3 separate regions of the Mus musculus genome follow, and regions 1 and 2 are each linked to region 3. Evidence: chromatin loops called from intact Hi-C (ENCODE). Cell type or tissue: heart. All regions are shown on one strand.

What was found. Peaks named below come from ENCODE experiments on the same cell type or tissue, not always from the same donor. Only the 100,000 strongest peaks of a DNase experiment are listed, where the experiment ranks them.
Region 1: it touches region 3 in a loop (3-fold over the local background); 10 of 42 quality-filtered maps call a loop at or near these places.
Region 2: a loop joins it to region 3, with 7 times the contacts of the local background. A loop is called at or near these places in 10 of 42 quality-filtered maps.

What each region holds. Positions count from the first base shown.
Region 1 is chr7:110,550,950-110,553,449 of GRCm38, forward strand. All of the region lies in intron 2 of Sbf2 (SET binding factor 2), which reads right to left. Among named protein-coding and RNA genes, the nearest start is that of Gm46027, 54 kb to the right of the region's middle. In heart, no CTCF peak of the experiment used is centred here; no DNase peak of the experiment used is centred here.
Region 2 is chr7:110,547,141-110,549,640 of GRCm38, forward strand. The region is part of intron 2 of Sbf2 (SET binding factor 2); the gene reads right to left. Among named protein-coding and RNA genes, the nearest start is that of Gm46027, 58 kb to the right of the region's middle. In heart, a CTCF peak has its summit at 1,316 (motif pointing right); no DNase peak of the experiment used is centred here.
Region 3 is chr7:110,287,333-110,289,832 of GRCm38, forward strand. Gm32861 (a long non-coding RNA gene) reads right to left here and starts at 1,066. Exons shown (of 2, transcript XR_869865.3): 1 at 762-1,066. In heart, no CTCF peak of the experiment used is centred here; DNase peaks (open chromatin) are centred at 349, 969 and 1,519; H3K4me3 peaks cover 327 bases; H3K27ac peaks cover 2,500 bases.

The sequences.
Region 1 (2,500 bases), 260 kb after region 3:
CAATCTTAATTAAACAAGTCTCTACTAATGGATTTGTGTAATTTCCAATCTTTACCATGAATGACACACACACACATATATGTACAACTGTGTATACAAGTAGCCGTAATCTATTTGTTCAGGATAGCCCCAATTTAAGAATTCCTCCCAATTCCACTTACTCTCAGAAAACATTCCAGTTTAATTAAATAATTACTCTAATTTTAGTTTTAACATTAGGGAAAGGTGCTTTAAGTAAAATTAGGCAGGAGTTACCTTTGATTCAAGTTTTCAGACTATTATCAGAACTCACCTGCACTGGAAACCTACTACTAGCTAGACTAAAATATGAATGAACTCTCACTGAGACATGTAACCAATATGATTGGATTATGGGTATGGTGACATGCAGAAAGGAGAAAAGCACAACTAGGAATCAAGCATACAACACTCTCAGAGCGAAGATGACACGTCAATGGAGCTAAGAGTAAGAAAACACACAGCCGCGCAGAGTGGATATATCTAGAATCCCAACACTTGGGATAGTGCCAAGAGGATCAGGAGTGTAAAGTTATCCTTAGCTATGGGGCAATTTTGAGGCCAATTTGTGTTACATGAGCCTCTTTCAAAACACATAGAAAAAGAAAACTCAAACAGACTAAATGTAATAGGACAAAGACTGTATTATGCTTTCTCTGATGTCCAACGTGTGTTTACCAATACCAATCCTGACACCAATGATGCACCCAATCATTTAACTCAATACTTTATTACCCAGAGTTAGCACAGACTCAAAAGTCAAGGGCTCGGGCCCAAAAGACCCATTTTAAAGGCCAGCCACAAACAGGGCATCAAGGCTACCCTCACATCTGCCCACAAATTCAAGGTCCTGCAATACACTGCCTCACACTTAATAATTTGTTAGGGCAATTCACAGAACTCATAAAAATGGTTTGAATACATTTAATGGTTTATTATACAAAATATAACTCAAGAGCCTCATACCACAAGGACTAAGTTAAATTAGTTCAAAGCATATATCTAGGTTTTATCTGTTATCCTTTACTACAGCTAAAGGTATAACTGACTTCTGAGCAAAAGAATAAGTGATAGATACACTGCCTATGCCATGCTTTCTTTCAGACTCCCATGAGATGAACTGTTGATGGCCAAAATGACCCAAGAACTTCATTCTGAAGATGGAAAAATCTGTTCCTAGCTATCCTGTTATTATCCCTAATAAATGTAAAAGGAAAAAAAGTCACCATGGCAAGCCATTCCAACGTCCAGATTTTACTTTTAGGTCAGACTCTGGTCACAGAGTTCAGATCAATGGAAAAGTACAGAAAAGAACTGAGAGTGTCCAAGTGAAGAATGGCCACAAAGATGAAATGATGGCAACTGCATGAGAGACTCAGTGACGTGGTCCCACAACAAATGAGAAGGCTGATTACAAACAACACAAAGTGATAGTGGGCCCGGCCTATGTAGTTCTGCATCTTTCTCAGCAACTACTCTACGGCTTCAAAGCATCAGTTGGATGCAACATGACAACAAAGCTCTGTCAAAAGGAGGTCTGAGAGCAATACTGAAACAGCTGACAACAGGAAAAGATATCCTCTGGCACAAATGATTAACAGTACTCCTTAAGCAGAACTGAAAATAACTGAAATTCTAGTACAGGATAAGCAAATGACTTTAGAAATCTGTAGGCATGTGAGATGCTGATCACAAAGACGGGCTATAATCTTTTCTTAAGAGATTCTTTTCTTAAGAGATTCTTACAGAAAGGACTAACTACCTAGACATCATTAGGTTCCCTGTCCTGTGGTTTTATTACTTCAAAGAAAAAAGGGGAGTGGAAAACAAAACAAAATGAGCTACTACCACTTCTTCCTACCCACTCACACTCCATATGTATTTGCTGTAAACTCTTAAATTATTTCTGTAGGCCTTTACATGTTAAGACATGTAAGAGGAAGCCATGTCTTCCTACTTCTGCACCTGATTCTAAACAAAATCAAGTATCCTGCTACACATAGTTCACATCAAAATCTGAACCACTTTTGACATCACATTTATCACCCAACATCCACCCTTAACACACATGGTTTAGATGAAACCAGACTGTATTTTGTAATTCTTTAAAGTTGTTTCCTGTATTTTTCAAATCCCCTTTCAGCCATATTACCCACCTATTTTTATTTTAAATAATGATTTGCACAGCTAGCTCTTTTTACCTACAAGCAAGAACCTACATGTTTGCCTACTACACTATATTTTCTTTGATGAAGAAGTTAAAACTCCAAATCTTGGTAAACTCTAACTCCGAGATACTGTAAGGTCTCATTCTTCCATCGTGCTTATTTCTTCACAAGAGGAAGAGAACATTAAAATTGGCTTATATTCCTTTTCACTTGGTTCCCTGGCCAACAACATCAATACTCAGATATTCACTCAGAATTTACTTGCTCTTCTGCCCTCCAGGAGCATTGCACACTGATTACTTCTATGTTACAGC
Region 2 (2,500 bases), 260 kb after region 3:
TGTGAGCCACCATGTGGTACTAGGAGCCAAACTGGGATTCTCTGAAGAGTAATAAGCAGCCAGTGATCCTACTATTGTCTCTCTAATGTTATTTAATTAACCCTTCCTGATAAGAAGAAGAATTTAAGATTAGAGCCGGGTAGTGGTGGCCTGTGCCTTTAATCCCAGCACTTGGAAGGCAGAGGCAGGCAGATTTCTGAGTTAGAGGCCAGCCTGGTCTACAAAGTGAGTCCCAGGACAGCCAAGGCTACACAGAGAAACCATGTCTCGAAAAACAAAAAACAAAAAAAAAAAAAAAAAAACAAAAAAAAAAAAGAATTTAAGATTAGTTTTGCTTTTAACAAAAGTAATTAAAAGTCAGCTTGCTCCATGTATTAGTGAGTGTCCAACACACATAGGCCAACCTCAGCAATGTGCGTATGCTGGGCACACGGAAAATATTTTACTTTTAATGAGGTCAAAAGATCACAGTTTTATTATCTTAGCAAATAGCAAATAGCTATATGGCACAGGGACAAGCTATTAAATCTCTCTAGATTTCAATGGATAATACTTAGAATAAACAGAAATTAATTTCACATTTAACTGTCCTAAAAGTGTCTATGTTCTCCCTGGCTTTCCAAATATTGACTTTATATCAACTTCTCACTTTTTGACATGATATATCTCAGTTCCCATATATGGTCCAGATTATAGATAGTCTTAAACAAACTTAGATTACCTTTAAACTAGTCACAATTACCCACCCAAGAGCATAAATTCTACCACGGCCTATTTATGTTCATGATTAATATATAAGATACATGCCTCTTTGTAGCTTGCATTATTTCTAAGGTCTCAGAAAGTATCCCTGTTACCCCCATCACTGGCACATTGCAATGCAATGCAATACTAAACATGAAATACAATATACAGAGAAATACTTCCTGATTAAGATGAAATATGAAACCCAGCAGGCTGGTACACATCTGCAATCCCACCACTGAGCAAGCTGAAGCAGGAAGACTTCAAACTAAGGCCGTCTAGAACACAAAGCAAAATTTTATTGAATGGAAAGAAAGTAAGGGGGAGGAGAAGGGAAGGAAGAAAATTTCAAGTCTTTTCTTGAAAAGAATGAAAAGTAATGATCATTAATTGATAATCATTGTAACTGATATATCCATATCACTGATAAATTTATAACTGACTCATAAATTTTAAGTTCTCGAAAACAAAAAATTGTTCCAATAAATGTACATATGTGTTTCTCCTGCCACTTTAGTGATCCTCCCTATAAAATCTTGTATATTGAGATCACTGACTTTTCACAGACACATAGGTGTCACCACTAGAGGCCACCAAATACTTCTTTTTCTTAAACCAACACATTTGTAAGTCATTCTAAGTCCTTACATTAGTTCACATTATAAGCAAATAACTATGAACTGTAATACCCAATAACTAAAAATGGCACACATGAATCTCTAAATAACAGTAAAAACCCCAACAAAGAAGGAAGCATGTTTCACACAGTGTACAGGATGTCTAGATCACCAGAGAACTTCTCCAGATTATAGTATACAAATATCACTACGTAGATGCCTTTGGAAATAGTGTATGTGAACGAGAGAGCTCATACTATCTCTGAATAGTGTCCCCTGCAAGCACGCGATTGCTATCCATGTGTATATACATGAACACATTATGATTGATATGTAAACTACCAGAGTCCTTTGTTTCATATTGCAAGGTATTTCACATATGTTTTTAATGTCTAAGTTGCCACCATCTACAGTAGTGATACACACAAAATTCCAGATTGCAGAAGATCGAGTATTGGGCAGATGATGTTAAGTTCCTTAGAAAACTCAGCTCTAAGTTCTTAGTGGGCTGCTGATCAAGTGTTCTGAGTCCACCTACTTTTGATACCCTCCTTCTCACTAAAAGTAGATGACCAACTACAGAAGGCCCAACTAGCCTCCAAATACTTACAGGACCAAGAGAAACTTACAAAACAGAATAAGGCTTCATCTTATCTGATCAACCACCATTCTGCATATAATATTTTCAAAAGTTTTCAAATACACCAGAGAAACAGCATTGTCATGTCTTAGATGTTGTACTTTTAAAATCCTGACCTAATTTTAGAAGGTCATAAAAATGCTTATAGTTTTATTTTTAAAGTTATAACTTTGGCTTTTACACTGAGTCTATAATGGGTTTTAAATCTATTTCTCCATACAGTTTAAAAGCAGATCGAGATTACTTGTTCAGATGGATACTCAGTTGTACTCCTATTTATCTATCCTGTCTCCTCCCCAACTACATCACTCCTGGAAACCATGGAAACTGATTTGCACTGTTCCCTGATCTATTAACACATGTCTATCTCTAAGCCAATGCCAAACCCTGTTGACTATGAAGCTTTATAGTGTATCTTGAAACAAGGTAGTATAATCACAGGTTTGTTCTCTCAAAACAGTTACAAACTGTCTTGCCCATTTGCCATACTGTCTGAAGA
Region 3 (2,500 bases):
GCAGGCCTAAGGCATGGGGTGGGAGTTCTATGGTCTCTCTGTCTCTGAGGCTCCTGGCACTTTCCCTTGGGAGCTGAGGGGACCCTGAATTGCATCCTTGGTCCAGTGTGGTCACCACAGCTTTCTGTCTGACCATCCTTTACAATGCCTTCTGGGAGCAAGCCAGCAAGCTTGGAGTTTTGGCTGGAGGCGCCTTGGGGATGGGGGAGGGTGGAGGGTGGAGGATCAGCAGCCACAGAGAAGGGGCCTGTTTCCTGACTCTCTGACCCGGGCTGTCTCTGTGGAGGCCCCAGACCCAGGAAGGTCATCTAGGGCGAAATTCCAGCTTGAGCCCCCTGAGCAATGACTTCAGTTTTCTTGATAAGGCAGAAAAAGGGACACTGAGTGTCCACCCCACACCCCCTCTCTGTCAGCACCTCGGCTCTAGTGAGGCCTCTGTGGTAGACAGCCTGACGGGGAGAAGAGACAAAGATAGACTGGGGACAGATAAGGACAGAGACAGCCAGGGACAGATGGAGCATAGAGGTGAAGATGGGGCAGCTGCCTGTGGGGAACCCCAGGGGTCAGCACCCGGCCTCTGTCTCAGCTTGCTAAAAGCTGGTTGATTGTCAAGGCTGCCACAGAGAGACTTGGGGGATATAGCAGGAACATTGGCTGTGCCGCCAGCTTGAAGAACACAACTCTAATGCCTGGGCCTGGGTCCTAGTGTGTGACTCCTGAGGCTGGTGTTTCCGTGTGTTGATGGAGTCAGGGGGTGTTACCTCTGAGGTTCCAGGAAGCATCAGCAAAGAGGTTGAGGGGCCTTGGCTCCATGGCCACCGCTGTTGGATAGGAACTGCTACTGCTTTGTGGCCTTCCAAGGTCACCTGGCCTCACAGTCTTCCAGGCACGGTCTGTGAGAGAATATTTGCACCCAACACTGTCTATTTGGCTTGTCAGGTTGGTGGAAGCTGAAAAGACACAGCTGGCCTGTGGGCTCCTGGGTCACCATGTGCAGTTGAGTCACAACCCTCAGGGAACAAGAGCCTGGACTCAGGGCTGTGCCCACAGACACATCCACACAGGTACCCAGATGCCTTGTGCAGCTGAGTCACTGTCACTCCTTGGGGAGCGCGTGCTGGCTCGCATGTGTACACAGGTACATAGAGACAGGGTGCACCTGACTGTGAGTCACTGGTGCCAGCCAGCTCTGAGGGAGGGCACTGAGAGTCTGTCCTGCCATCCCTGTTTAAAAGCAAATACTCACATGCCTACATAAGAATGTATGCCTAAAGCACGGCTTCTTCGTACTGGGGTGTGTGTGTGTGTGTGTGTCAGAAATACTTGTTGAATGAACATACGAGCAGAATGAATGGACAGACAAACGAAGAGATGGGTGACACCCCCCTCCCTGCTTGGTAAAATTGGTCAGGGCAGCTCCTCAGGGTGGGTCCAATGCTCTGTGTCTGCAGGGAGTTGTCTTGCTCCAAATATAGCCTCCATGGGTGGGCGGGGAGCCAGGGATGCTTCTCAGGCAGTGACTTCACTGGGCCCAGGGCCCAGCCTCTGTGGACTTGGAGAAAATGAACAGAGGCCCAGCTTCCCATAGCCAGGCTTGAACTGTGGGGCTGGAGCCGTCAGTGCCACCGCTTGGCACCTGGAACTGTGGCACAGGGGTGGTACAGATGGGTGCGGAGAGCTTCTGGGCTGGCACTTCTTGGGGAAGGCAGGGGCCTGCCTGCTGATTGCATAACGCAGACCCCCTGCCGGGCTGTCCTTCATCTGGCAGGGACAGCCCTCTGGCCTGGGCTTGCTCCCAGGCCACTCCTTTGTTTCTGGAATCTTTTCTTTTTTTATTATTTCTTTTATTTTTTGAGATTGTAATGTAATTACATCATTTTCCCCTTCTCCTTCCTCTCTGCAAACACTCCCTAACAACCCCCTTGCTCTCTTTCAAATTCATGGCTTCCTTTTTTCCCCCATTAATTGTTGTTACATACATATGCATGTATATGTGTGCGCATGTGTGTGTACACATATGTTTTCCTAACTATAACCTGCTCAGTGTAGATAATGGTACTTGTTTGTATGTTTTCAGGCCTGACCACTTGACATTTGATAATCAGCTGGTGTGCTTTTCCTTGGGAAAGACTTTGAGCAGTCCTTAGTTGCCTGTAGTTCTTTATGGAGGGTTGGGGCCTCGTGGGCTCCCTGTCCACTTTGGCATGTCTATAGTTGATGTCTGCTTTCAGCTTATGTTCAGGCTGCCATGTTGGTGAGACTTCATGGGTGTAGTAGCATCTGAAATGACTAGGAGGCAGGGTCTCACAGCCATCTCTGGTCCTCTGACTCCTACAATCTTTCTCTTCCCTGAGCCTTAGGTGTGGCATGTTTTGAAGATGTACCCACTGGGACTCGGTAGGATCCTCTTTCCTTGGCACCCCCCCCCCCAATTCAGCTCAGCAGTTGTAGTATTACTGGAGTTGACATCCTGCCTTTAGACCTGTCCTTTCTGCCCTGC